5 separate regions of the Homo sapiens genome follow, and all the other regions are linked to region 1. Evidence: chromatin loops called from intact Hi-C (ENCODE). Cell type or tissue: GM12878. All regions are shown on one strand. Region 1 has its middle 110 kb from the start of JPH2. Region 2 holds the start of TOX2 (TOX high mobility group box family member 2). Region 3 overlaps LOC101927200 (a long non-coding RNA gene). Region 4 overlaps MYBL2 (MYB proto-oncogene like 2). Region 5 overlaps TOX2 (TOX high mobility group box family member 2).

Evidence for each region. Peaks named below come from ENCODE experiments on the same cell type or tissue, not always from the same donor. Only the 100,000 strongest peaks of a DNase experiment are listed, where the experiment ranks them.
Region 2: it touches region 1 in a loop (2.8-fold over the local background); 16 of 110 quality-filtered maps call a loop at or near these places.
Region 3: it touches region 1 in a loop (13-fold over the local background); 107 of 110 quality-filtered maps call a loop at or near these places.
Region 4: a loop joins it to region 1, with 4 times the contacts of the local background. A loop is called at or near these places in 3 of 110 quality-filtered maps.
Region 5: it touches region 1 in a loop (5-fold over the local background); 12 of 110 quality-filtered maps call a loop at or near these places.

Annotation. Positions count from the first base shown.
Region 1 is chr20:44,077,982-44,082,981 of GRCh38, forward strand. No RefSeq gene overlaps it. Among named protein-coding and RNA genes, the nearest start is that of JPH2, 110 kb to the right of the region's middle. In GM12878, a CTCF peak has its summit at 2,959 (motif pointing left); a DNase peak (open chromatin) is centred at 2,910.
Region 2 is chr20:43,914,820-43,919,819 of GRCh38, forward strand. It overlaps TOX2 (TOX high mobility group box family member 2), which reads left to right and starts at 33. Exons shown (of 9, transcript NM_001098797.2): 1 at 33-171. The coding sequence starts at 73. RefSeq lists enhancers at 1-487, 488-1,205, 2,584-2,643 and silencers at 1-3, 24-133, 184-273, 1,344-1,403, 1,464-1,513. In GM12878, no CTCF peak of the experiment used is centred here; a DNase peak (open chromatin) is centred at 2,452; H3K4me3 peaks cover 1,986 bases; H3K27ac peaks cover 723 bases.
Region 3 is chr20:43,747,804-43,752,803 of GRCh38, forward strand. All of the region lies in intron 1 of LOC101927200 (a long non-coding RNA gene), which reads left to right. Among named protein-coding and RNA genes, the nearest start is that of GTSF1L, 23 kb to the left of the region's middle. RefSeq lists a silencer at 2,061-2,220 and enhancers at 3,660-3,859, 4,050-4,119, 4,620-4,699. In GM12878, a CTCF peak has its summit at 2,122 (motif pointing right); DNase peaks (open chromatin) are centred at 2,178, 3,628 and 4,898; H3K4me3 peaks cover 1,367 bases; H3K27ac peaks cover 2,754 bases.
Region 4 is chr20:43,679,324-43,684,323 of GRCh38, forward strand. MYBL2 (MYB proto-oncogene like 2) reads left to right here. Exons shown (of 14, transcript NM_002466.4): 3 at 2,461-2,532; 4 at 3,471-3,563. Among named protein-coding and RNA genes, the nearest start is that of MYBL2, 15 kb to the left of the region's middle. In GM12878, a CTCF peak has its summit at 2,216 (motif pointing right); DNase peaks (open chromatin) are centred at 1,817, 2,178 and 2,878; H3K4me3 peaks cover 1,944 bases; H3K27ac peaks cover 2,955 bases.
Region 5 is chr20:43,947,893-43,952,892 of GRCh38, forward strand. The region is part of intron 1 of TOX2 (TOX high mobility group box family member 2); the gene reads left to right. Among named protein-coding and RNA genes, the nearest start is that of TOX2, 36 kb to the left of the region's middle. RefSeq lists an enhancer at 2,683-2,772. In GM12878, no CTCF peak of the experiment used is centred here; DNase peaks (open chromatin) are centred at 2,129 and 2,459; H3K27ac peaks cover 1,427 bases.

The sequences.
Region 1 (5,000 bases):
CTACAGGCATGCGCCACCACGGCTGGCTAATTTTTAGTATTTTTAGTAGAGACGGGTTTCACAGCTTTAGCCAGGATGGTCTCAATCTCCTGACCTTGTGATCCGCCCACCTCGGCCTCCCAAAGTGCTAGGACTACAGGCGTGAGCCTAGCCGATTTTTAAATGCCTTTTAGTCACTTCTTTTCATGGAAAAAGAGGATTTAGTGCTCCTCCTCCATCTTGCTTCCCCCTGTGTCCTCCCAGTGAACTACATAATCATGGTGGTTAATCAATATTCCAGGCTTACATTATTCCTATTCTGTAACTCATGTTTGCTGATGGGTCAAGCTACATATTTTTTTCCTTGAATAATTTTTCATTTTTGTTTTTCGTGTGCTTAATTTTCCTCCCTGTCACTCATTTTCCCCCAAAGCTCAGAGCTGTAAACCCCTTCTGATTATGGCCAGACACTTTGTGCTCCAATTTGATCTCTTTCTCAGGCAGATTCCAGCCATCATCAGATGCTTCCTTTTATTACTTAGCAAATCCCCTTGCTTTTCTCTATCATGGGTCCTCTCTTTGCAGGATTCCATCCATTCCTCCTTCCTATCTTGCTTCTTCATTGTGGTGGAACACATCTTCCAGGCCCTTTCTAAGAAAGGATGGATGAGAAATAAAGGTGCAGTTCTGCAAATGTTTTCATCTTACCCTCACACTTGATTGGTGGTTTGGCTGGGTAAAGACATCTAGGCTGAAAATAACTTTCTCTCTGAATTTTGAAGGCACGGCTTCATTGACTTCTCATTTCCAGCCTTGCTGCTGTTGAGCGTTGAATATTATTCTGCCTCCCATTTCTTTGTATACTGCTTACTTTTTGCCCCCTTCTCTGGTAACTTTTAGATTTTCTCTTCATCCACCATGTCTTGAAATCTCACAGGGATTTAGGTGGGTCTTCCCTGGCTTTGCGGGTGGTAGGTGGACCCTTCCAATCTGAAGAGAGCCAGACTGCATCTCCCCTTCCAGCTTCCTCTTACTCCTAGACCATCTTTTTGAATTTAGAAACCAAGAATTTGGCTTCTTTATGCTCTCATCTATGAAGAAGTGGTTTTCATCACTAATAGTAAGAGTGTAACAAACGAAGCACATTCATTAATTCCTCCACACACGTGTCTTCCACAGGGGAGTGGGGAGTAGGAGGGTGGTCTCCAAGCTCCTTCCTCCTCCCCTGTCAGGCTGGCTTTTTATTTTTATTTTTTTTTTTTTGAGACAGGGTCTTACTCTGTTACCCAGGCTGGAGTGCAGTGACGCCATCTCAGCTCACTGCAGCTGCAACCTCCTGGGCTCCAGCGATCTCCACACCTAAGCCTCCCGAGTAGCGGAGACTACAGACACGTATCACCACACCTGGCTAATTTTTGTAGAGACAGGGTCTCACTATGTTGGCCAGGCTGGTCTTGAACTCCTGAGCTCAAGCGATCCTCCCGTCTCGGCCTCCCAAAGTGCTGGGATCACATGCATGAGCTACAGTGCCCTGCGAGGCCGGCTGTTGACCACACTTACATCCTCAACTCCGCCCACCTTTGATGGACAGCATATTAGTCAGCCTGGGCTGCCATAACAACAGAAATGGTTTAAACAACAGAAATTAATTTTCTCACTGTTCTGGAGACTGGGAGTCAAAGGTCAAGGTGCTAGCAGGCTTTGTTTCTTCTGAGGCCTCTCTAGATGACCACCTTCTGTGTCCTCACATGGCCATCCCTCTGCGCCTGTCCACCTCTGGGGTCTCTCTGCATGTCTGAGTCTCGTCTTCTTTGAGAACACCTGGTAGGTTGAATTAGGGCCCATCCTAATGGCCTCATTTTTAACGTAATCACCTCTTTAAAGGCCCCGTCTCCAAATACAGTCATATTCTGAGGCACCGGGGGTTCGAACTTCAACATGTGAGTTTGGGGGAACACAGTTCAGTCCCTGTAGATGGGGTGCTCAATAATGATTAGAAACCCCACGGTGCTGGTTAAATCTAACCACTGGTTCATGGGCCAGGTGAAAGGAAACAGACGCAAATCAGGAAGGATTCTGTGTGAGTGCACAGTAGCCAGGTCACTCTTCTGGGAGGGTATTGCAAAGTCGAAACGCGGCATGCTCCACCTCCAGCTCACCACCGTCCAGCCCAGGAAATCCACAGGTCTTTGCAGGTGCCATGCACGCTATGCTGACACAGCACAAGGGACACTTACTGATAGGTCCTGGGAGGACACTGAAGGACAGGACTGCCTCCCGCATCTCCACAGTGACTCTTGGCCACACCATTTGTTACATTTCCTGGGTGCCTTCCTAAACCTCCAAGCTGCCCTGGAATCCCTTGACTCCCATCTACAATATATTATTAGTATAAAGGGAGTCGACGAACTCACAACCACAAGCTGCAAATTCCAGTGACGTCAGGGTCAGGCAGATAACATAAGCAAAGGAAGGAGACAGAGGGACGGACATATGAGAGAGAGTGATGAGGACTGGGGCTAAGTGGAGAGGGACTGCCCTGCCAAAAAGCATTTAAATTCAATGCGTGTTGGAACACCATCCCAGCCAAAAAACAAAACAAAACAAAAAAAAACCAACCAAACACAAACCAACCAACAAAACCAAGTTTGCTGACCAAATGCAGCCTCCAAGCATCTAGTTGGTGATCTCCACTGAGGATATATGGTTAAGAGGACAGGCTTTGAAGACACAGACCTGATTTTGAATTTCACTGTTTCTGTGAAACAGTCTGGTCCAAATGTTAGAGATGTGTGAGAAATATATGAAATAAAGCATGTAGTGCTTAGTGCAGTCCTGACACATAGCAAGTGCTAAGTTAATAGTAGCTATTAATATTACTGTGGTAAATAAGAAAGTAGTGACGTGATTCTAAGCCTTCACTTCTCAGGAACAGTGCGGAGAGTACTCACGTGTGGAGTGGTGGTGCCTCCTGGTGGTCATAATTAGGAACTGCAGAGCAGTGTAGCAGGCCTAACAGAATGATTAGGAGCCAAGAGGGCTAATTTACGGTCAGACAATGGGTTTGACTCCAGTTCTGCCATCTGCGAGTAGGTGACACAGGTCATTCACCTCCATGCTTAGCCTCCATATTCAACTGCCCTACACCTACAACCCCACGGAGTGGCTCTGACAACTTAACAAGACAATATGATATCACTTTTAAGGGCTTTACTGCATACTAAGTGCTACGATCCTAGGATGATCCTGGCATGATGTCAGAACTCAGAACACCGCAGCACCACACTGCCAACATCCTTCTCTCTTGTGAGAAGGTGAAACAGGTGGGTCCCCAGTTGTTACTTATTTTTTCTTTTATTGGGTGGCAATGAGAAGGGGTTACTCTGGACCGGAGCCCCTGACCAGAAAAATAGATCTGCTGTATCACCTGAAATTCACTGGAGCAAAATATTCCTTTGAGTTATGCATTGCTCTATCCAGACTTCTCTTTTAAACCGGAAGTTCCCCCAGAAGGGTGACTGTATTAGTTCCAAATACCCACATGAGCATGAGTTTATCAGCTGCTCCCCTCCCTGACAGGAGGAGGGGACTGGGGGACACTTTGTGCTGTCATTACCTCCGTTTGGGACCCCTGCCCCAGTCACAGCCTTCTGCCCACTTGCCATTGCTGGCCTACAGAGCTGGCTTCCTGCCTGCCTGTGATGGGAGACCCTGCCTTCAAGCTGGCTGAGTTGTCCCCAGGAGGTAGAGAACCAGAGGCCAGGCCTGACCTCAGACTGCAGGGTCCCCTCTCCCACGGCCCTCTGGGGAAGCTCCCCGCACCCAGGCCTCCTCAGCCCTGCCCCTCCTCCCCAGGTCCTGAGCTCTTCTTCCAGCAAACAGCGGCAGCATCTGCCTGGAAACACAGGAAAGGTGCCTCCACTTGTATCCTTTCCTGCCGCCAGATGGAGAAATAAAAACAGGAATAACAGATCCCACTGCCAGAGCACGTGTGCTGGGGCCTCTGCTGGGCACTGCAGACCCATTGGCTCATTTCATCATCTCGCCAACCCCATGTGATAGATGCAATGATTGTTCACATTTCACAGATGAGAAAACTGAGGCTCAGAAGGGTGAGTGAGTTGCCGAAGGTCACAGAGCTTGACAGCGGGGGAGCCTGGGTGGGAACCAGGCAGACCAATGCCTGACCCTTCACCATGGTGCAATGTTTACCCAATGGGAAGCCATCCCTTCCACCTCCAAATCCAAGAGGCTGCTGCTGACCAAGATCCAGCCCATTACCCTACTGTCAGATTGATCACATGAGCATGAATTATCAAACTGACACTCTGACCCACCCTGACAAATGTCACTGGCCAAATGTGTGACTGGTCATAACTGACAGATGGACAGACATTTGGCTTGGGAAAGCTAGGACCTGGCTAATGTTTGCTTTTAAAAGATCTTAATTTTTTTTTTCATTTTAAATTGAGGTATAATTTACAGCCTCTAAAATGCCCACATTTTAGATTGATGTACAGTTGATGTGGTTTTGTTTTCTTGTTTTTGAGATGGAGGGTTGCGTCTTGCTCTGTTGCCCAGGCTGGAACGTAGTGGCGTGATGTTGGCTCACTGCAACCTCCACCTCCTGGGGTCAAGGGATTCTCCTGCCTCAGCCTCCCGAGTAGCAGGGATTACAGGCATGCACCACCACACCTGGCTAATTTTTGTATTTTTAGTAGACATGGGGTTTCACCATGTTGGTTAGGCTGGTCTTCAACTCCTGACCTCAGGCGATTGGCCCACCTCAGCCTCTCAAGTGCTGGGATTACAGGTGTGCGCCACCCCGCCTGGCCAGATTGATGAGTTTGATACACGTGTATGTCCCAGTCAAGCTACAGGACATTCCTGTCACCCTAGAAATCTCTCACACCCCTTTCCAGCCAACCCCTGCCCCCACTGCTCTAGGCAGCCACTGCTCTGATTTCTGTCACTACAGCTAGGTTTTGCCTCTTCTAGAATTTCATACAAATGGAAGTACT
Region 2 (5,000 bases), 160 kb before region 1:
CACACTGGCTCCCACCCGCCGCCCGCCCAGGCACTGCCCGCGGGAGCCGCCGCCGCCGCCGCCGCGCCCGCCATGGACGTCCGCCTGTACCCCTCGGCGCCCGCGGTGGGCGCGCGGCCCGGGGCCGAGCCGGCCGGCCTGGCGCACCTGGACTATTACCACGGCGGCAAGGTAGGCGGGGGCGGGCGGGGGTCCCCGGCGGGCGGGGCCGGAGTCACCTGGCAGCTCGGGACTCAGGCGCTCCCGGGGTCACACGGGGCCGCGCACATCAGCCCCGCCGACGGGCACGGGCGGCTCACATCGATCCCCTCGCGGCCACGCTCACGCCCTGAGTTGTTGGGATCGCGGGCAGAAGTCATCCCGACAGCCACCCGTGCGACGACACAGTGGCCCCTCACTCGCGTCCCCCTGACAGCCTCGCAGTCATTCACAAGCCGTCACAGTGACCCACAGCCACACGCAGGCGGCCAGGCACTGCTTACACGGTCCCGCCGTCCCACGCAAGTCACCCTGACAGTCACTTATACACAACGACACGCAACCACTCACCCGCAAACAGCCTCACCGCCACAGACGAGTCACCCACAGACGCTCCGATGCCCCACACACCGTGACATGCCCCCACCCGCTGTCACACCCAGGCACAACGGGGGACAGTCACACAAAGAAGTCGCCCGACAGTCACACTCTCGCAGCCACAACGCCTCACCCAGGCGCACGCTGTCACACACAGCCACCCCCCTGGACGGTGAGCCTCAGACACAGATCGTCCTGACGGCCACACAGTCACACGCGGTCACACCCAGGGACGGCCACACCTCGGTCATCCACACTCGCGCGTCGAGGTTTAACTTCTCAGCGCCGCAGCACACTAATTGGGCAGTTTACTAATTGGCCGTCACTGCCTGGCGGGGCCTCGGATTCCGAGTAGGCTGCGGCCAATCGAGGCCTGTGTCCTCCCGGGAGCGGTGAGCCGGCGTCCCTCCAGGCTGGGGCTGTAGTGCCGGACACCCTCCCTCCTCCATGTTTCCAGGATCTATCCCCCCACCCCAGCCAGGTCCCAGCTGCGCTGCGCCGGGCGCATTCCCAGTGATGGAGGCTTGCGTGCCTGGAACCCCGAACCCGAGGCGTCAGGTCCCACTGCCGGGTCTGGCCCAGCCTGGATGGGTTGGGTGCCTCTAAGCAGTCCGCGTCCCCTTCGGTCGCCGGAGAGGGAACTTTCAAACTTAGTTAGGAAGCCAGACTGTCCGCGCGTCCGCCAGTCGGTGCGTCGGTCCCGGGCCGGCTGGAGCCAAGCGCGGGTTTTCGTCACTCGGAGCCCGGATTGAACAGCGCGCGTGGGTTTCCCGCAGCCCTGGCGCAGACGCGTGGGCTCCGTGGCGATGCGGGGTGAGTGCGCGTCCAGTGGCTGGATCGGCGCCCCCCAGGGTCTCTCCCCAACCTCGCAGGCTTTTCGTCAGGCCCCTGGTAGTGGGGATGAGGCAGGAGAGAGGCGTCCCGGCGCGGATCCCGGGGCCTCCCGGGCTGGGCCTCCCTGAGTGCGCCCTCAGGCCCCAGGGGAGCGGCTTCTGGCAAAGCCTCCCTGCAGTTCGCCAGGGGCAGCAAGCATCCAGGCCACTAGGGCCTGCGCGATGTGGGGCGGTGGTGGGCGACAAGTGAGGTCTCGCGAAGAGTGGCGGTGGTTCTCTTTTGTCCAGTGACCTGCAAAGTTAGAAGCCGATGAGGGGGGATGGTAGCCTCAGGAGAAGGCCGGGAGCTGCCTCCAGTCTGATGGAGGAAAATAGATTAAAAGTAGCAAGTGGAGTTTTCAGGGAGGAGAAGGTTGGGTGTGGGGGCAGCTGGTCTGTCTTCTGCCCTTGGCTTTGTTATTTTTCAAAATGTGAAGTTGGCGAGGTAGGTACCAGCCTCTGGTTTGCGGGTGTGGGTGGGCTGGGCATTTGTGCCTCAAAGTCTGAGTGGGTGGGGGTTTAGCCTGGAGCGCTCCGTTTGAGGGTGGTGTTTCTATAAATCTCGCCAGGGTGGGGCTGTCCCAAATAGGGGCCTTTGGAGGCAGGACTCAGCCGAGGCCCCTGCTTTATTCTGATGCTCTGTAAACCTCTGACTCAGCACCAGAACCTGTGCGAATCTCGCCGGGAAGGGCCCGTCAGGGAGGGAATGAGAAGCCGGCGATTCTGGTTTCTTTCTGTGTGGGATGTAGGACCCCTGGCCCATAGCTGAGGATGTGTCCAGAGTGGGGCGGGGCAGGGATGGGGGTGGGGATGCAGCTGAGCCACTTGATAGGTGAAAGGAAGGTCTGACTTTGCACTTGGATGTGAAATCTGCTACTCAGTCCTTCAGGCTAGAGCAGGGTGAGGCGGGAGGGGAGAGGTCACTGTATTCATTTAGGGGCTAGAGGTCTTTTGGTAAGGGATTCCCAAGTGGGCATGGCCTTAGTGGTGGTGGTTGGGGGGTAGGGCCAGGCTGTGATCAGGAACTCCCCTTTTCTGGCTCAAGAAGTGGATGGGGAGGGGTTGGGGAGGGAAATGCCCAAGCTCCACCTTTACACTAGTCACTATCAAAGCTGGAGGGGAAACAGGCTCAGGGTGCAGTAGTGACCACACTTGGGGCCTGTAGGCCTGGCTGAATCCAGACATTGTGGGGTGGACACACCCACACATGGGGGGCTCTGTCCGCAGACAAGAGGCTCGTTGCACAGGGAGCCAGGCTTTATATACATAAGGGCAAGCATTTGCCCAAGTGATGCCCGACACCTATGGGGCAGTTGACCTGGAAGGGCTCTTGGCGACCGTCCCCTTGGCGACCATCCCCTTGGCGACTGTCCCCTTAGCGATCCTCTACACAGAGATTCCCAGCCTCTTTAAACCAAAGTCACGAACATTGGTTGTTCTTTTGGTATCTTTTGTTTGAGAAAATGCACACTAATGAAAAGCTGTTATGGTTTTATTTTTGCTTTGAAATAGATGTGTATTTTATTAAACACAATATTAGCATGCATTAGAAAAATAGCTTAACAGGTATGAAGAAGACTCATTACTATTTAATGTAATAAAGGTGCTTTTTGAGCATAGGGATTTGTGGCCCCATGGCTCCCAGGATCTGTGGCTCCATGCTGGGAACCATTGGTCTCCTCCTTCTTTGCATTACAGAAGGGGAAACTGAGTCACAGAGGAGTGTAACTCACAGATTACACAGCAAGTAAGGAACAAAGATGAGGCCTGAGCCCAGGTTTGACTCCCAGCAGGACACTTGTTTGGCTTTTTTGCAAGTCTCTGTCATGGTTCAGGGGTTTAGAGCCTGTAACATCTTTCTTAGGGTAACTATGAACTCCTGGTTCAGATTTTGGCAAGGCATCTTACCAGGCTGGGGGACAGCTGGGGGATCCCTGCTCAACTATGGCAGACTAGTGTAAACTAGCCATCAGAACTGGGCAAGCCTGGGTTCAAATGTCCATTTGTTGCTTAGTGACCTAGGGCAAATGATTTTTAGCTCATTTTTTACTGAGATGTGATTTACATACAATAACATGAAGATTTTAAGTGTACAGTTCCATGAGTTTTGATAAATATTAACACTCATGTAACCAGCATCCCAGTCCAGATAGAGAACATTTCCGTCATCCCAGGAAGTTCCCTCACATCCCTTTATAGACAGCACGCCTTATCCCCACCTCCAGAGGCAACTACTTACCTGATTTCTGTTACCAATGCTTTCTTTAAGTTCAATTTAGGTATATTAACCATGCTTAAGTTCTAGAACTTGATATGCAGCATAAACATTTGTGTGTCTGTCTTCTTTTTGCTCAATGTAATGTCTTCAACATTCATCCACGATGTTGTATATATCCATAGTTTGTTCCATTTAATTGCTGAGTAATATTATATTGTATAAATATAATACAATTGGTTTATCCATTCACCTGCAGGTGGACATTTGGGTTTGTTTCCAAGTTGGAGCTATTATAAGTAAAGCTACTGTGAACATTCTTATACAAGTCTTTTTGTGGGCGGGGAAAATCATTTAATATCTCTGAGTCTTGGTGTTCTCTCAAAGACAACATTGCCTACCTCTGAGTTTCAGGACGGTTAAGTGAGGTGATACAGGTTAGGACAGTTATTGGCACATACCAGCTACTAATTAGATAACAACAATATCAACCATCTGGGGCCCATTCCAGGAAGAGGCTTAGCATCTCCGTTCCAGCATCCTTCGTCCCTGGACTGAAGGGATGAAGGCCTTCATCAAGGCCAACCTGGGTACCACCTTCCCCATGTGGTGCTTCACAGCCAGCAAACTTCTCTTTCTTTCCAGGCTTCCCCAAGAACTGATACTGCATAGGATGTGGCATGTTCTGCCATCCATCATTCTACCAAAAATATTTATTGAGCACTTCTTGGTGCTAGGCACTGTGCACAGCAACTGATGCTGCAGCAGTGAACAAAAGTCACTCAAATCACTGCCCTCTGGAGCTTATTTATCAGTGTGGGAAGTCATAAATATATGGGTGAAATATATGGTATCATGATTGATGGGAATATGACTTTTGGAGAAAAATGGAACAGGAAAGAGAGTTGGGAGTCCCAAGGCCTGGGGCTGGTTTGTGATTGTTAAATAGGGAAGTTGAGGAAGGCCTTGTGGTCTAGAATAGTGTTTCTCAAATCTATGTACACATGAAGAATCAGCTGGCAAGATTTTTTTTAAATTTTATTTTAAGTTCCAGGATACATGTGCAGGATGTGTATATTTGTTACATAGGTAAACGTCTGCCATGGTGGTTTGCTACACCTATGAACCCATCACCTAGGAGTTAAGCCCCGCATGCATTAGCTATTTATCCTGATGCTCTCACTCCCTCCCTCCCCCCGGCACTTGACAGGCCCCGGTGTGTGTTGTTCCCCTCCCTGTGTCCATGTGTTCTCATTGTTCAGCTCCCACTTATAAGTGAGAACATGCGGTGTTTGGTTTTCTGTTCCTATGTTAATTTGCTGAGGATAATGGCTTCC
Region 3 (5,000 bases), 330 kb before region 1:
CCGCCCACGTCGGCCCCCTAAAGTGCTGAGATTACAGGCGTGAGCCACTACGCCTGGCCTAAACCTCTTTTCTTTATAAATTACCCAGTCTCAGGTAGTTCTTTATAGCAGTGTGAGAATGGACTAATACACATGTGTTTTAATGCATCTTAGCGGGGCTGATCATAAACATATTTGACAACTGAATGGCACAGGCATCAACGAATCAGAACGGATGCTAGCAGTAAATAGCCATGAATGTCTCTGGGACTCATAACTGAACTGAAAGGGGCTCAATTTTCCCCACCCGCCTGGTGATTGGGGTGCTCATAGTCCCCCAAGAGTGGGTTCCTGCTGTTTTCACCCCACCATCCTGGCCTCCAGAAATCCACTCTGAGCTTTGAGCTTCCATACAGGGAGCTCAGGGGAGGGTAGGGAAGAAGAAAGGAGCGTGGGGGTGGGGGGAGGGCTGCTGCCTGGAGCTGCCTCTCACACAGGACCCCCTGGATGGTCACTCTGTTTCTGGGATATTTAACCCCTGAAACTGTCCCCTGAGCAGCTGTGTCACCCCTGACCTGCTGCTCAGTGTCACCCCCTCTTTTATTTTAAGAAACAGAGTCTTACTCTGTTGCCCAGGCAGGAGTGCAGTGGTGCAATCATAGCTAACTACAGCCTCAAACTCCTGAGCTTAAGCAATCCTCCTGCCTTAAGCAACCCTCCTGAGTAGCTGGGACTACAGATGCATGCCACCATGCCTGGCTAATTTTTAAATGATATTTTGTAGAGACAAGATGTTGCTATGTTGCTCAGGCTGGTCTCAGATTTCTGGGCTCAACCAATCCTCTTGCCTTGACCTCCCAAAGTGTTGGGATTATAGGCGTGAGCCACTGCGCCTAGCCTCATCTCTCCTGTTTTCATGTGTGCCTTTGTAAATTACTTGTATTTCACTGGTTACTTTTTGTTTCTATAACATGTTTTATTGTGACACATAAAATGCAGGAAAAAATGCATAAAGCTCATATGTGCAGGTTAACACAGGACTGTAAAAATATCCTACACAAAGAAGGAGAACTGGGTTCCCTGGGGCCCCCACCATCTCTTCCCATGACAGCCTCCTGATCCCCAGAGAAAAGCACTATCTTTTTTTTTTTTTTTTTTGAGATGGAGTCTCTCTCTGCCGCCCAGGCTGGAGTGCAGTGGCACAGTCTCAGCTCACTGTAACCTCTGCCTCCCGGGTTCAAGCGATTCTTCTGCCTCAGCCTCCCGAGTAGCTGGGACTACAGGCGTGCACCACTACACTGGGCTAATTTTTGTATTTTTAGTAGAGACAGGGTTTCACCATGTTGGTCAGGCAGGTCTCAATATTCTGACCTCAAGTGATCCGCCCACCTCGGCCTCCCAAAGTGCTGGGATTTACAGGCGTGAGCCACTGTGCCTGGCTATCCTAATTTTTATAACGCTAATTTCTTTGCTGTTCTTTATAGTTTCACCACTTAGGAAAGCCCTTGTTTGTTTTGTTTGTAAAATGACAGTCTTTTTATTTATGAAAATCTTGGTAATCCTGGTTTTGTTTTCATCCCCTCCCCACCATGTCCCCTCCTCTCCCCCAGCCCACCATTTATGGCAAGTGAAATCCACCTCTGTTTACTGTGGGTATTCATTTCTCTCTTAACATGAATTATAATACATAAATACGTTTATTAAAAATTTTTTTTTGAGACAGGGTCTCGCTCTGTTGCCCAAGTTGAAGTGCAGTGGGTGATCATAGCTCCCTGCAGCCTCCAACTCTTGGGCTCAAGCGATCCATCCTCCTGCCTCAGCCTTCTGAATAGCTGGGACTACAGGAGACAGCCACCACCACACCCGGCAATTCAGAGAAAAATTAAGTAAAGAATAGCATGTATAAATGAGATGGGCAAGATGATGAAGGTGGTACCCAAAGAACTGAAGTTTGGGAAACGTTGATTATCTTCCATTTATGAAGAAAAAAAAAGTCTTGGGGAGGTCTCTGGAGGGTCAGGGACTGGAATCCAGGTGCGCTGACCTAGGCCGACGTGGGCCACCGGGACACCACAGCCCTTGGGGCGCCGGCGGCCGGTGTTCCTTCAGGGAGCCCAGAGGCTGCAGTGCCGCTATGCACCACCAGAGGGCAGCACGGCCCCGGCTTGCGGCTCCCGGCCACTTCCCACGCGGGCGGCTGGGGTGGCGCTGGGCGGCTCTCCCTGGGGATTCGGGTTTGCCTGGACTCATCTTAGTCCAGAGATCCTCAAACGAGCTCTGGGACACACTCCCTTCTAAATTACCTGGGTGCTTGTTAACAGTGTAGAGTTTGGGGCCTTCCTGGACCTACAGAATCAGCATCCCTGAAGCTCCAGGTGTGTGGCGTGGGAGCTAGGGGGTTTGGACAGTGGGGTGCTGGTCAGGGGAGTTTTGAGAACACTGCTCCAGGGAGGTGGGCACTGTCTCCCAGGGTCAGAGTTTGGGGGTGATGTGTGTGTGTGTGCGGAGGATTATCACACACACCGAGAGGGATTGCCGGTCGGAAGCCTGGGCTTGCATTTGGGCCCACCTCTTACTTGGATGGGTGGCAAATTCTTCGTTAAGCATTTTGCATCTACGCACCCTCCATTTGACCACCCATCCATCCATCATCCATAAATATATGATAACTAAACCCTTACCATGTGTCCCTTCTGTGTGTGGAGATATAGTGGTGAGCAACACAGACAGCGTCCCTGCCCTCCTAGAATTCATGCCTGTGTGGAGGAGCCAGATAGCAGCAAATAATCCCTCAAATATAAAATTACATGTTAGGCTGAGCGCAGTGGCTCACACTTGTAATTGCAACACTTTGGGAGGCCAAGGTGGGAGGGTTGCTTGAGGCCAGGAGTTCAAGACCAGCCTGGGCGATATAGCAAGACCCCATCTTTACAAAAAATTTAAAATAAAATTACAATTTATAGGAGCTGCCTTGAAGGAGGAGGGATTCATAGGGTGCTGTGTGGATGAAAAGAGCTCTAGGAACCTGAGGATGTGAAGGATTCTTCCCTTAGGAAATTATGCTTGAATTGAGATCTGAGGGTGAGAAGGAGTGAACCAGGTGGAGTCAGAGGGAAGAGTGTTTCAGACAGAGGAAACTCATGTGCAAAGGCCCTGAGGTGGAAATGAGCTCACTGCCTTGGCAGAAGAGTGTGGTTGGAGCAGGAAGGAAGAGAGGGACTGGCTAGACCTGGGGTGTGGGCAGTAGACAAGGACCAGTACCCTCAGGTTCTCAAATTTCCCATCTTCAAATGGGGCAACAAGAGAACCATCTATCTTGCAAAGAGGATAACATGTAATGATGAGCCCAAAGCATCTAATGTAGTGCCTGGTACACAGTTGGTGTCAATATTGGGGGTGGGGGTGGATCTGGGCAGAGGGTACAGCCTGGTTAGAGAGCTGTGGGGAAGCACTGGGCAACTGCGGGGACCAGAGCTGTCTTGGCCACCTGCAGGGACCAGCTGAGAAGTGTGTTTAACCACAGTGAACATTACCGTTGGCATCGCTGTCTTGTTGAAAACAAAGTGAAATTGGAGAACATACTGTTGTCTTGAACTAGGCCAAGATGACTAATTATTAGACTCACTTTTGAAAGGTTACCATATACAGACATGCGCTGAGGTGGAGAGAGGAGAGTTTGGAAATCTGATTCATTCTGAAACCCCAATAGATGGAACTCTTGCTCAGTTTCTGAGCATAATGACTGTGAACATTCGGTTTAACGCAGCTGTCACCACAGGCAAGGTGCAAAACAAAATGTTTCGTACCAGCTCCTTGGAGTGTCATGGGGCAGCTCATGGCAGCCCTGGGGAGATCTCTGCTAGATGGTGAAGGGTGTGCAACGTGGGTGCTGGTGTTGGGGAATTGAGGGGACGCCAGACCTCAAATCTGGGATCTGAGTCTGAGGGATGGCTTTGCCACAAGTGGACCATGTGGCTTAGGTTAACTTCCTCCTTTCTTTGGGCCTTAGTTTCCTCATCTGGAAAATGAAGGGCTAGACCAGATGCTCTCCAAGAACTTCTCTAGTTTTGTTGTTCTATGGCCTTTGCTGGTGGTGTGACTTTGGATGTTACCTTCAGCTCCTGGGTTTTAGTTTCCTTTTGAGCATTTTAGAGTTCCCCAAGAGTGTTGGTTTATTTCACTCCCCATTTGCTGCCCCCACCAATGAAGTCTAGCGACTCGAAATCTCCTTCTCCAGACTCCACTGAGAACAAACCACCCTAGTTCCTTGCCCTGTGGGTCAGTGGTTTAATCTGGGGATGCGTGAGTCCCTTGGTCCTGTCTGGAGATGCATAAATCCACTGTGGCCCGATGTGGGGATTCCAAGTCCTTGAGGTCTAATCTGGGGATGCATGTGGTCCAGTACTCACAGACCCAAGGGGGCCTGAAGGCACCTGGACCCTTCAGGAAGTCCTGTCTCTGGGACTTACAAGGGAACATTCGTGAAGCTGGTATCAGGGCTGAACGTGGATTGGGGCTTTCTGAGGGCCAAGTGCAGGCACTCATTTCCTTCTCACATTATTCCCACCTCTGAGGGGCAGAGGGTCTAAGTAATTTTCCCAAGGCCACACAGGGAGCAAGGGGCAGAGGTGGCATGTGTGCCCAAGCCTGTTTGATTCAAACTGTCGTTAACTTTGGAAACTGACCCCACCATCTCATTTATTTCTCACAACAAATACATCCATTAACAGGTATCAAGGCTTAGAGGCTTCATAGCAAAACAGAGTGGAGACCTGGTAGGTAAGCAGGCAGCTTCCAGATTTCTCCACCCAGCCCCCACTTCCTGGCCAGGAACTGGAGGCAGGGAAGTTCCATTGCCCATATAGCTGCATGACTTTTCATTTGCCCGTTCCTGTGGTCAGACTCAGTGGTGTGAGACTTCCTGTGGTTGAGCCGAGTGATGCAAGAACGTCGCTGTGCAGGGCTGTGGTCCTACACCGTCCACTTTATTGGTTGTCTAAGACATCTTCAATGGTAAAATG
Region 4 (5,000 bases), 400 kb before region 1:
TGTATGTGTGACAAAACCACCTCACTTTAAATTTATCCCCTTTTCCTCCCCCTTAAATCTACCCCTTAACCATCTTTAACTTTGTAGTTCAGTGGTGTTAAGTATTTTCAGATTGTTTTGCAAAAGATCTCTAAAACTTTTTCATCTTTGAAATTGGAAACGAGGCTGAGTGTGGTGGTTTATGCCTGTAAACCGAGTACTGTGGGAGGCCGAAGCGGGAGGATTGCCTGAGTGTAAGAGTCCTAGACCAGCTTGGAAAACATAGCAAGACCCTATCATTAAAAACAAAACAAAAAATACCCACCAACTTGGTGGGTCACGGTGGCTCAGGCCTGTAATCCCAGCACTTTGGGAGGCCGAGGCAGGAGATTGCTTGAGGCAGTCTAGACCAGCCTGAAGAACATGTGAGATCCTGTCTCTACAACAAAAAAATGAAAATTAGCCAGGCCTGGTGGTGTGTGTCTGTGGTCCCACCTACTTGGGAGGCTGAGGTGGAAGGATCACTTGAGCCCATGAGGTTGAGGATGCGGGGTGGGCTGTGTTTGCACCACTGCACTCTAGCTTGGGTGACCAAGAGAGACCCTATCTCAAAAAAAAAAAAAGGATGGAAAACTGAAACTAATTAAACATGAATTCACTCTCCTCCCACCCTCCAGCCCTTGGCAGCTATCTTTCTACTCTGTTTCTGTGATTTTGACTATTTTATTTATTTATTTTATTTTTTCAAGACAGAGTCTTGCTCTGTTGCCCATGCTGCAGTGCAATGGCATGATCTTAGCTCACTGCAACCTCTACTTCCCGGGTTCAAGTGAATCTTCTGCTGCAGCCTCCCGAGTAGCTGGGATCACAGGCGCCTGCCACCACGCTGGGCTAATTTTTGTATTAGTAGAGACGAACTTTCACCATGTTGGCCAGGCTGGTCTCAAACTCCTGACCTCAGGTGATCCACCTGCCTCGGCCTCCTGAAGTGTTGGGGTTAAAGGCATGAGCCACTGCTCCCTGCCTGATTTTGACTATTTTAGATGCTTCCTGTGAGTGGAATCCTGAGTATTTGCCCTGTCTGGCTATTTGACTTAGCATAGTGTCCTCAGCTTTCATCCATGCTGTAGCATGTGTCAGAATTCTCTCGACTGAGTAATATCCATTGTTTATATGCATGACATTTTCTTTCTTTTTTCTTTTGTTTGAGATGGAGTCTCACTCTTGCTCTGTTGCCGAGGCTGGAGTGCAGTGGCATGATCTCGGCTCACTGCAACCTCCGCCTCCCAGGTTCAAGCAATTCTTCCTCATCCTCCCGAGTAGCTGGGATTACAGGCACCCACCACCACACCTGGCTAATTTTTGTATTTTTAATAGAGATGGGGTTTCGCCATATTGGCCAGGCTGGTCTCGAACCCCTGACCTCGTGATCTGCCCACCACGGCCTCCCAAAGTGCTGGGATTACAGGTGTGAGCCACTGCGCCTGGCTTGACATTTTCTTTATATATTAATTGATTTGACTGAGGAAAACTTTATATATAATTAACTACAACCATTTGTAGTACAATTCAGTAGAACCACCAGCACAGCCGGGCTATAGGACATTTCCATTGTCCCCAAGACATTCCTTGCCCCCCTTTGCTGTTCATCCCTTTCCACCACTGGCCTCAGACAACCACTTTTTGTCCCTATAGCTTAGTTTACATTTTCTAGAACTTCATGTGCATGGAATCATACGGCATGTACCCTCCTGTGTCTGGCTTCTTTCACACATCATAGTGACACTGAGATTCATGTTATCGCGTGAATTGGTAGTTCATTTCGGGAGGCTATTTTGATAGATACTAGCCTGTCTTCTAACTACTCTTGTTTTTGCCCAGACCTCCAGCTTCTAGTGCTGAATCACTGTCAGCTCTGGCCTGAGTTCAGTAATGACCTCCTTATGTCCGCTCGGCTCCCTTCCAGCCCCTTTCCCACCCTGTAGCAGGCAAAGAGAACTTTACAAAGTTCTCTTCATAGAACGTTTGACTGTGACCACCCACTCTTCAAACACATCAGTGGTTTTGCATGATAGATGGTTGAACTGATGCTGCGAATGGTCTGGCCCCTATGGTTCCCTCCAAAATCATCTTGGATCTGTTTTGCTTCCTCCATTTTAGCTATTCTGCATTTCCTTGGAACCTGTCCCTTAGTGTCCCTGAGTAGGCAGTCACCACGTACCTCTCCATATCTCCCAGCAGGGGGTGGCTTTACTTTTGTTCCTGTGAGCCTTCCATTGGCAGCTGGCTCCCTCCCATGAGATCAGGGGCAGCTCTTTTGCTGCCTGCTGCTGCAGCTGTAGTGCCTGGCACCTTGTACGTATTCACTTCATGACGGAATGGATGAACGAGGCTGTTCTTTTAGATTGGGCTCTGTCACGGGCAGCCCTGAGGTTTTCTGCACGTATGTGTGCTGAGCCCCTGTCTTTCTGGTGTTGGCAGGACGAGCAGCTGAGGGCCCTGGTGAGGCAGTTTGGACAGCAGGACTGGAAGTTCCTGGCCAGCCACTTCCCTGTGAGTACAGTCCTGCTGTGGCCCTCCCTCGGGGCAAGGGCTCTGGGAGAACAGTGTGCCTGGGACAGACTTTGCCAAGGAGGGGAAAAGGGAGTTCCTTACTCAGCCCCTGAAAACAAAACCAAATAAAACAGGGCAAATGGACCTTTGTAGGATCTCTCTTCCCAAGCTGGCATTCAGGGTACACTGCTGTAAACATCTTCCAGCTCCTCAGCATGCCTGGTGGTCTTCAGGCTCTGAGACATTTGCAGCATGTGGTGCATATTTGCATTTCTTCCTGTAAGTCAGGAGTGAACAGGTGTTCGGTTTCTCAACAGTGAGACTGAAACTGAGGGGAAGTGATGCTTTCAGCAGGCTTCATGGTGAGGCCCCTGCAGGGCTGGCAGGTGCTACCACATTCGAGTATTTAGAGCCTCCTGATGGTGAGGGGGTTCCCCTCAGGACCTCCTTCTCAGGCCCTCCCACCCCTGACCCACAGGTGTCTGGGAGGGAGGGGGTGTGGCAGGAGCTGCCATATGTCTTACTGCCTGGGCTGCTCAGAAAGCATGTCACCAGATCCTTTCCTGCCCCATTTCCTCATCTCCCCCTCTTCTGTGTAATCTGAACTCTTCAGGGAATAAAAATGCTCTCCTAGAAAAAAGCAGGGGTCCCTGACGTACAAGGAATTAAAGACTTGTGATGGTGGCCCCTTGTGTTCGGTTGGTAGGGAGCGGCTTCCCACAGGGGACCGAGTTTGCCCTCTCGTGTAGCAAAGGGAAACCGCCCATGTTCCGGCATGTGGGCTTGCAGTGAGTGGTGGCTGCATGGAACAGGACACACCTACCCAAGGTGTGCCTAGTCCCAGGCCATAGGCCCCTGAGCCTAGTACTTAACCAGGCCCCCAGCCCGAGGTCCCAGAAGTTCTCACAGATTGGTTTGTTCTTCTGTTCTTTTCCCAGAACCGCACTGACCAGCAATGCCAGTACAGGTGGCTGAGAGTTTTGAATCCAGACCTTGTCAAGGGGCCATGGACCAAAGAGGAAGACCAAAAAGTAACTGCTGGGACAGTGCCTTGCACACAGTGGGTCTTCACCCACCAGTGTACCTGGGGACTGTGAGATTGCCTTGTGTTGGGGTTGGGGGTGTCAAGCTGAGCATTGGGTGTGAGTTGTCTACCAGCCAGTCTGGACACTCTTATGCTGCCCTGGCTCCAGCCCTGAGATTCCAAGTTTCAGAGTGTCTCCAGGCTTCCTCACTCATGGTCTGAGGGCTATTGGGCTGATTACTCGGCTTCTCTTGTTCCACCCATGGAGGGGAGCAGTAGCAGTGCAGCGTTGTCATGAGAATTAAGCAGGTGATGCTTGTAGGGGGCTTGCAGGTTCTGTACATTTGCTCTCAGCAAATGGCAGCTGCTGCTATCCCTGATTTAATGATGATTGCACCCTGTGACCTTCACAGGGCACAGATGCCTTCTTTTGATCGCCACAGCAGTCCTGTGAGGTGGGCAGAAGTTGTTAGTCCCATTTTATAGATGGAGAGAGCAAGGCTCAGAGAGGTTGGGGATGTCCCCAACCTAGAAGAGGCAATAAGTGCCATGACTGCCTGGGGCTACCTTGGGAGTTCCCTCATCTCTTCTCCTCGATACCAGCCCAGAGGATGCCATTCCACTGAGGCAGGCATGGCTTATGAGAAAGAGGGAGATGAAGGGAACTAGGCATTTTTTTTTTTTTTTTTTTTGAGACGGAGTCTTGCTTTGTCGCTCAGGTTAGAGTGCAGTGGCGCGATCTCAGCTCACTGCATCCTCCGCCTCCCGGGTTCAAGCGATTCTCGTGTCTTAGCCTCTTGATTAGCTGGGATTACAGGCACGTGCTACCACACCTGGCTAATTTTTTTGTATTTTTAATAGAGATGGGGTTTCACCATGTTGGTCAGGCTGGTCTTGAACTCCTGACCTCGTGATCTACCCGCCTCAGCCTCCCAAAGTGCTGGAATTACAGACGTGAGCCACCGTGCCTGGCCTGGAACTAGGCGTTTTTAAATTAATTTTTTTTTGAGACGAGTCTTACTCTGTTGCACTGGCTGGAGAGTGTTGGCTAATTTTTTTGATTGATTGAGGCGGGGGTTCGCTCTGTCACCCAGGCTGGGGTACAGTGACATAATCACGGCTCATTGCAGCCTCGACCTCCCAGGCCCAAGCAATCCTCCCACCTCAGCTTCTAAAGTAGCTGGTGCCACATGTGCCACCATGTCTGGCTAATCTTTTTGAAAAATTTTTGTAGAGAGAGTATCTCACTATGCTGCCCAGGCTGGTTGAACTTCTGGGCTCAAATGATCCTCCCACGTCAGCCTCTCAAAGTGCTGGGATTGTAGGTATGAGCCACCATTCCTGTTCTTTTTTTTTTTTTCCTTGTTAATTTTTTTGAGACTGAGTCTTGCTCTGTCGTCCAGGCTGGAGTGCAATGGCGTGATCTTGGCTTACTGCAACCTTC
Region 5 (5,000 bases), 130 kb before region 1:
AGGGAGAGAGTGGCTGAGAATTGCACCCTCACACATGCTCCCTGCCTGGAGAACAGAAGCTGAGCCAGGTTTAAGACCTTGTTTTAAGTCATGGCTCTGTTCCTTACTTGCTGTGTGACCTCAGCACAGCAACCTCTCTCAGCCAGAGCTTCCTTGCCTATAAAATGACATTGTTAGGAGGACTAAGTGGGATAAAATATGTAAAGCACATTGTTGGTGCTCAGTAAATAACGTGTTCTCCTGGGGAGGGAAGAGGCCCTGGAGAGCTTTTGCCTGAAACCAGGGTGTCTGTTGGCACACAGGGGCCCAAACACGGCAGGCACCTGCTGAATATTTATGGGAAGAATGAAGGTGTGCAGAAGTGGGAGGCCTGAGTTGCAGGGCTTTTCCTGCCATTAGTAATTGCTGTGTGATCTTGGGCCAGTTCTTCATCCCCTTTGGACCTTTGATTCCCTCAGAAGAAGAGTCCAGGCTGATGGCTTCAACCCCTGCTCTTCCACTGTGTTGGAAATCGGGTATGTGGGAGCCTCCAGAGCAGGATGAGCTTCATGTTTGAAATTAATTTCCTTTCCTCGGCCGGCGGCATCCCTGATGACTCTCCCCTGCTGCCTTGTGCATGAACAAACCGGTAATTAATGAAATTGGGAGCAGGGGCAGGGAGGTGAGGTTTCCAGTGGAGGCAGCTGGGGGTCTGCTGGGGCAGCCTCTGTGCCACCCACTGGGAGGCCCCGGGCCTGCTGGGGCAGCCTCTGTGTCGCCCACTGGGAGGCCCAGGGCTGCCCAGGAGCTGCCATCTCCGTCTAGCCAGGGGGCCTGGCAGATGTTCACACATCTGGACAGTTGCAAAGGGAGGCATGAAATATAGATGGGGAGATGGGGAGTGAATTCTCCAGCTTCTCCTGGGCCTGGGGAGCCATTTTCCAGGGAGGGCCTCGGGAACCTCCTGCTGTTGGGTGTTGAGATGAGCCTGGAGTAGCAATTGGGTGGACCTGGATTTTTAGCCTTTGGTCTCTTGACTTCTAGTTGTGAGGCTTGAGGCAGCTCACTTAACCTCCCTGGGTCTTCCTTGCTGTGAAGAGCAATTGAGGCCATGGGAGCAGCAGCCCCCTAGTCATGGGGGGATTGGTGTAGAAAGGCAGCTTTGATTTGCATGTCCTCACCCCAGGGGCTCATCTAGAAGGAAACAGTTACTCTCAATGGCCCTTTTCCTGATTCACACCCTCCGTCACCTCAAAATGCCCCTTCTACTTTGTGCCCACTTTTTATATATGACTGTCCACCCCTCGGCTTAGGCCACAAATGTGGGATCATCTTTGACCCCTTTCTCTGCCTTACTCCTTGCATCTAATCCAACTGCACTTGCTGCTGGCTGTACCTTCAGGGTGCAATGACTTCTCCCCGCTTCACTATTACTTGTCACCGGGATGACCGCAGGAGCCTCCTCCCAGGCCTCCCTGCCTCCACCCTTCCTCCTTAGTCTGTTCTTCTCGCAGCAGCCAGTGGGATCTCTGAGAACCACCTGATGCGCACATCCCTCCCTGCTTAAAGCCTGTGGTTGGTTGTCTTTTGTAATCAGCTGGATCTGTTCTGATACCTTTAATATACCCACCTGGGGGAGCTGGGCACCTGTCTGATCTCACTTTTTGCAGTCCACAAGCTAGCTTCTGCCTCCTGCAGAATCACTGTCCTGCCACCTCCTAAATCCGCTTCCCCACTGACCAAGCTATTGTGCCTCTTAATTTTACTTTCAGACCCCTTTGTCTGGAATGGTTCTTTTACCCCTTGGACTCCTGTTTATTCTCGCAGGTGTGGTCACGACATCCACGGCTTTCCAGAAGCCTTCTCTGATTGCCCCCACCGTCTAGCCGCAACTATCAGAGCCAGGGTCCCCTTCCCTGTGCCCGCTTCTGTCATTGTCCTCCCCATCAGTGCTGTGATGCTCTGGGAGGACATCACCCACGATGATGCACCTTTATTCTCACACGTGCTGCAAGGCCAGACAGCACAGAAATGTTAATTTAGGCAGTAGATGCAAAAGACCTCCCTGCAAATTAAGGGCCTTCAGACCTAGACAGACTGGAATAGGATCCTCAAACTGGTTTGATTTGGCTGTGACCTTGGACAAGCCACCTAGCCTCTCTGCTTTGGAGGGTCACGAGGATTGACGAGATGACATGTATAACAAACATCCTCCTCTTTCCCACTTGCTGGATTGTAAGTGTTCCCAAAGACACTTGGAATGTTTAACCCCTCACATCTGCTCTGAGCAGAGCAAACTCAACAATGCATAGACGAGCCCACCACAGAACCCCAAACAGGAGCAAAAATAGCAGCCATCGGGGCAACCTGAGATGCAGAAGCCACAGGAAGAAGCCGCAGGCCAAGCGGATGTCAGCGGCTCTGAGGCCCTGCTGAGGTTCCTCGGATGTGCTGAGCTCTGCAGCCCTCTCGCCTGCCCTCGCTGGCTCCCCAACCACAGCATCAGATAAGGCCGGTGGAAAAAGTGCTGGCTTCCTCTTTCTGGGGAGGGGTAATCTCAGTGCCATCTGTGGGGCACACTCCATCCCCAGTTGCCTCTCTGGCCTCCCCTCCCCCTCCCCACTGCTTGCTCTGCCTGTCTTTGCTGGTCTCTTTGCTGACCGAGGTCACACCTGCCGGCAGCTCCCATCTTAGGGCCTGTACACAGGCTGTCAGGCCCTGGAATGCTCTCCCCAACACATCTACTTGGCTCACTCCCTCACCTCCTTCCAGTCTTGGCTCCACTATCACTTCCTCAATGAGGCCCACCTTGACTGCTCTGTTTAAACGTGCATACCCTCCATCTCGACATTCCCAATACCCCTCACCTGCTCAACTCTTTCTTCTTTCCATATACCATGTAAGTCACTTATTGACTATGTGTATTGTTTTCTATCTCCAATGCAAGAGCGTAAACTCCAGGGGTCTTTGTTCACTGCTGTCTCCCAGGATCCCAGAATAGTGCCTGGCACAAAGTAGATGCACAGCAAATACTTTTTTGGTGCACGGACGCATGAGTACATGAGTAAGAACCAGCCCAGCAATCAGAAGAGGTTCAGGCTAGATTTTGGGGTGAGGGGGGTTTGTTTCTGGGCTCCAGGCCCCAGGGATGGGCTCACGTAGTCATTAAGGATTCTGGCCCCATGATTGACCTGCATTGGCCAGAAGCCCCTGCTGACCTTCAGGGCGATAGCTGTCTGGGGCCAGAGAAGGGTCTGGAAGCCTGTGGTCCCTTTCAGGAGGGACCCTTGCAGTAGTTAAGAGTTTGGCTTTGGAACCACATTGCTGTGGGTTTGAATCCCAGCTCCACCACTTCCTAGGTAGATAGCCTTCACGTCTACCTCTCTGTATTTGAGTTTTCTACCTTTAAAATAGAGTAGATAGGCCGGTGTGGTGGCTCACGCTTGTAATCCCAGCACTTTGGGAGGCTGAGGCGGGTGGATCACTTGAGTACCGGAGTTCAAGACCAGCCTGGCTAACATGGTGAAACCCCGTATCTACTAAAAATACAAAAAAATTAGCCGGGTATGGTGGCGCACACCTGTAATCCCAGCTACTCGGGAGGCTGAGGCAGGAGAATCACTCGAACCCAGGAGGCGGAGGTTGCAGTGAGCTGAGATCGTGCCATTGCAATCCAGCCTGGGCAACAAGAATGAAACTCCACCTCAAAACAAAACAAAAGTAGTGAATTCTGACCTTGCTTGGGTGGTGATTATGAGGGTTACATGCAATATAGATAAAGTGCCTGACTCATGGTAGATGATCAGCAAATGACCATTACTATTAAACTTATTATGTTTTTTTTTTTTTTTTTTTTTAGAGAAAGGGTCTTGCTCTGTCAACCAGGCTCTAGTGCAGTGGCATGATAATAGCTCACTGTAGCATCAAACTCCTGGGCTCAAGCACTCCTCCCATCTTAGCCTCCTGATTAGGACTACAGGTACATACCACCATGCCTGGCTAATTAAAAATAATTTTTTGTTTGTTTGTTTGTTTGTTTTTTTGAGGCCGAGTCTCGCTCTGTCGCCCAAGCTGGAGTGCAGTGGTGCGATCTTGGCTCACTGCAACCTCCACCTCCTGGGTTCAAGTGATTCTCCTGTCTCGCCCTCCCGAGTAGCTGGAACTACAGGCATGTGCCACCACACCCGGCTGATTTTTTTTTTAAAATTTTTAGTAGAGATGGGGTTTCACCATGTTAGCCAGGATGGTCTCGATCTCCTGACCTCGTGATCTGCCCGCCTTGGCCTCCCAAAGTGCTGGAATTACAGGCGTGAGCCACTGCGCCCAGCAGAAAAGTAATTTTTTTTTCTAAGAGACGGGGCCTTGCTATGTTGCTCAGGCTGGTGTCAAACTCCTAGTCTCAGCTATCTTCTCGCCCTGGCCCCCCAAAGCTCTGGAATTACAGGTGTGAGCCACTGCCCCTGGCCTAAACTTAACTGAGCATGTTAGGGTTATGCTGCCGTAACAACCCCCTGAATCTCAGTTGCTTATCATAAGGAAGGCTTATTTTTGCTCTTACTATGTGTTCCATGACAATCAGCAGAGAAGTAGGGGTTGGGCTCTGCTCCACAGATCACTCAGGGCTGTAGGTTGGTCAAGTCTCGACCATCTGGAACCTTGCTGGTCCTCTAGAGAAAGCCTGCAGATCTCAAGTTTGCTTTTTTATACTTCTACCCAGAGGAGACCCACGTTGTTTCTGCTCATAACCCATTGGTCTAAACTAGACGCATAGCTCCAATAAATGGTAAGGGGAGCCTGAGGTGTAGTGTCCTATGTGCCAGGAAGGAGAGGAGAGCCAGATATTGGAGAGCAGTAGTAAAGTCTACCACAGCAGGTACTTCCCTCTCTGCCCTCTCCAGACATATAGGCAGACTGAGACACAGTTAGTCGGTACTTACGGGACTCACTGTGGGTGGCTGAATAATGACCCCTAAGTATAGCTAGGTCCTAATCTTTGAAACCTGTGTATGTTACTTTAAATG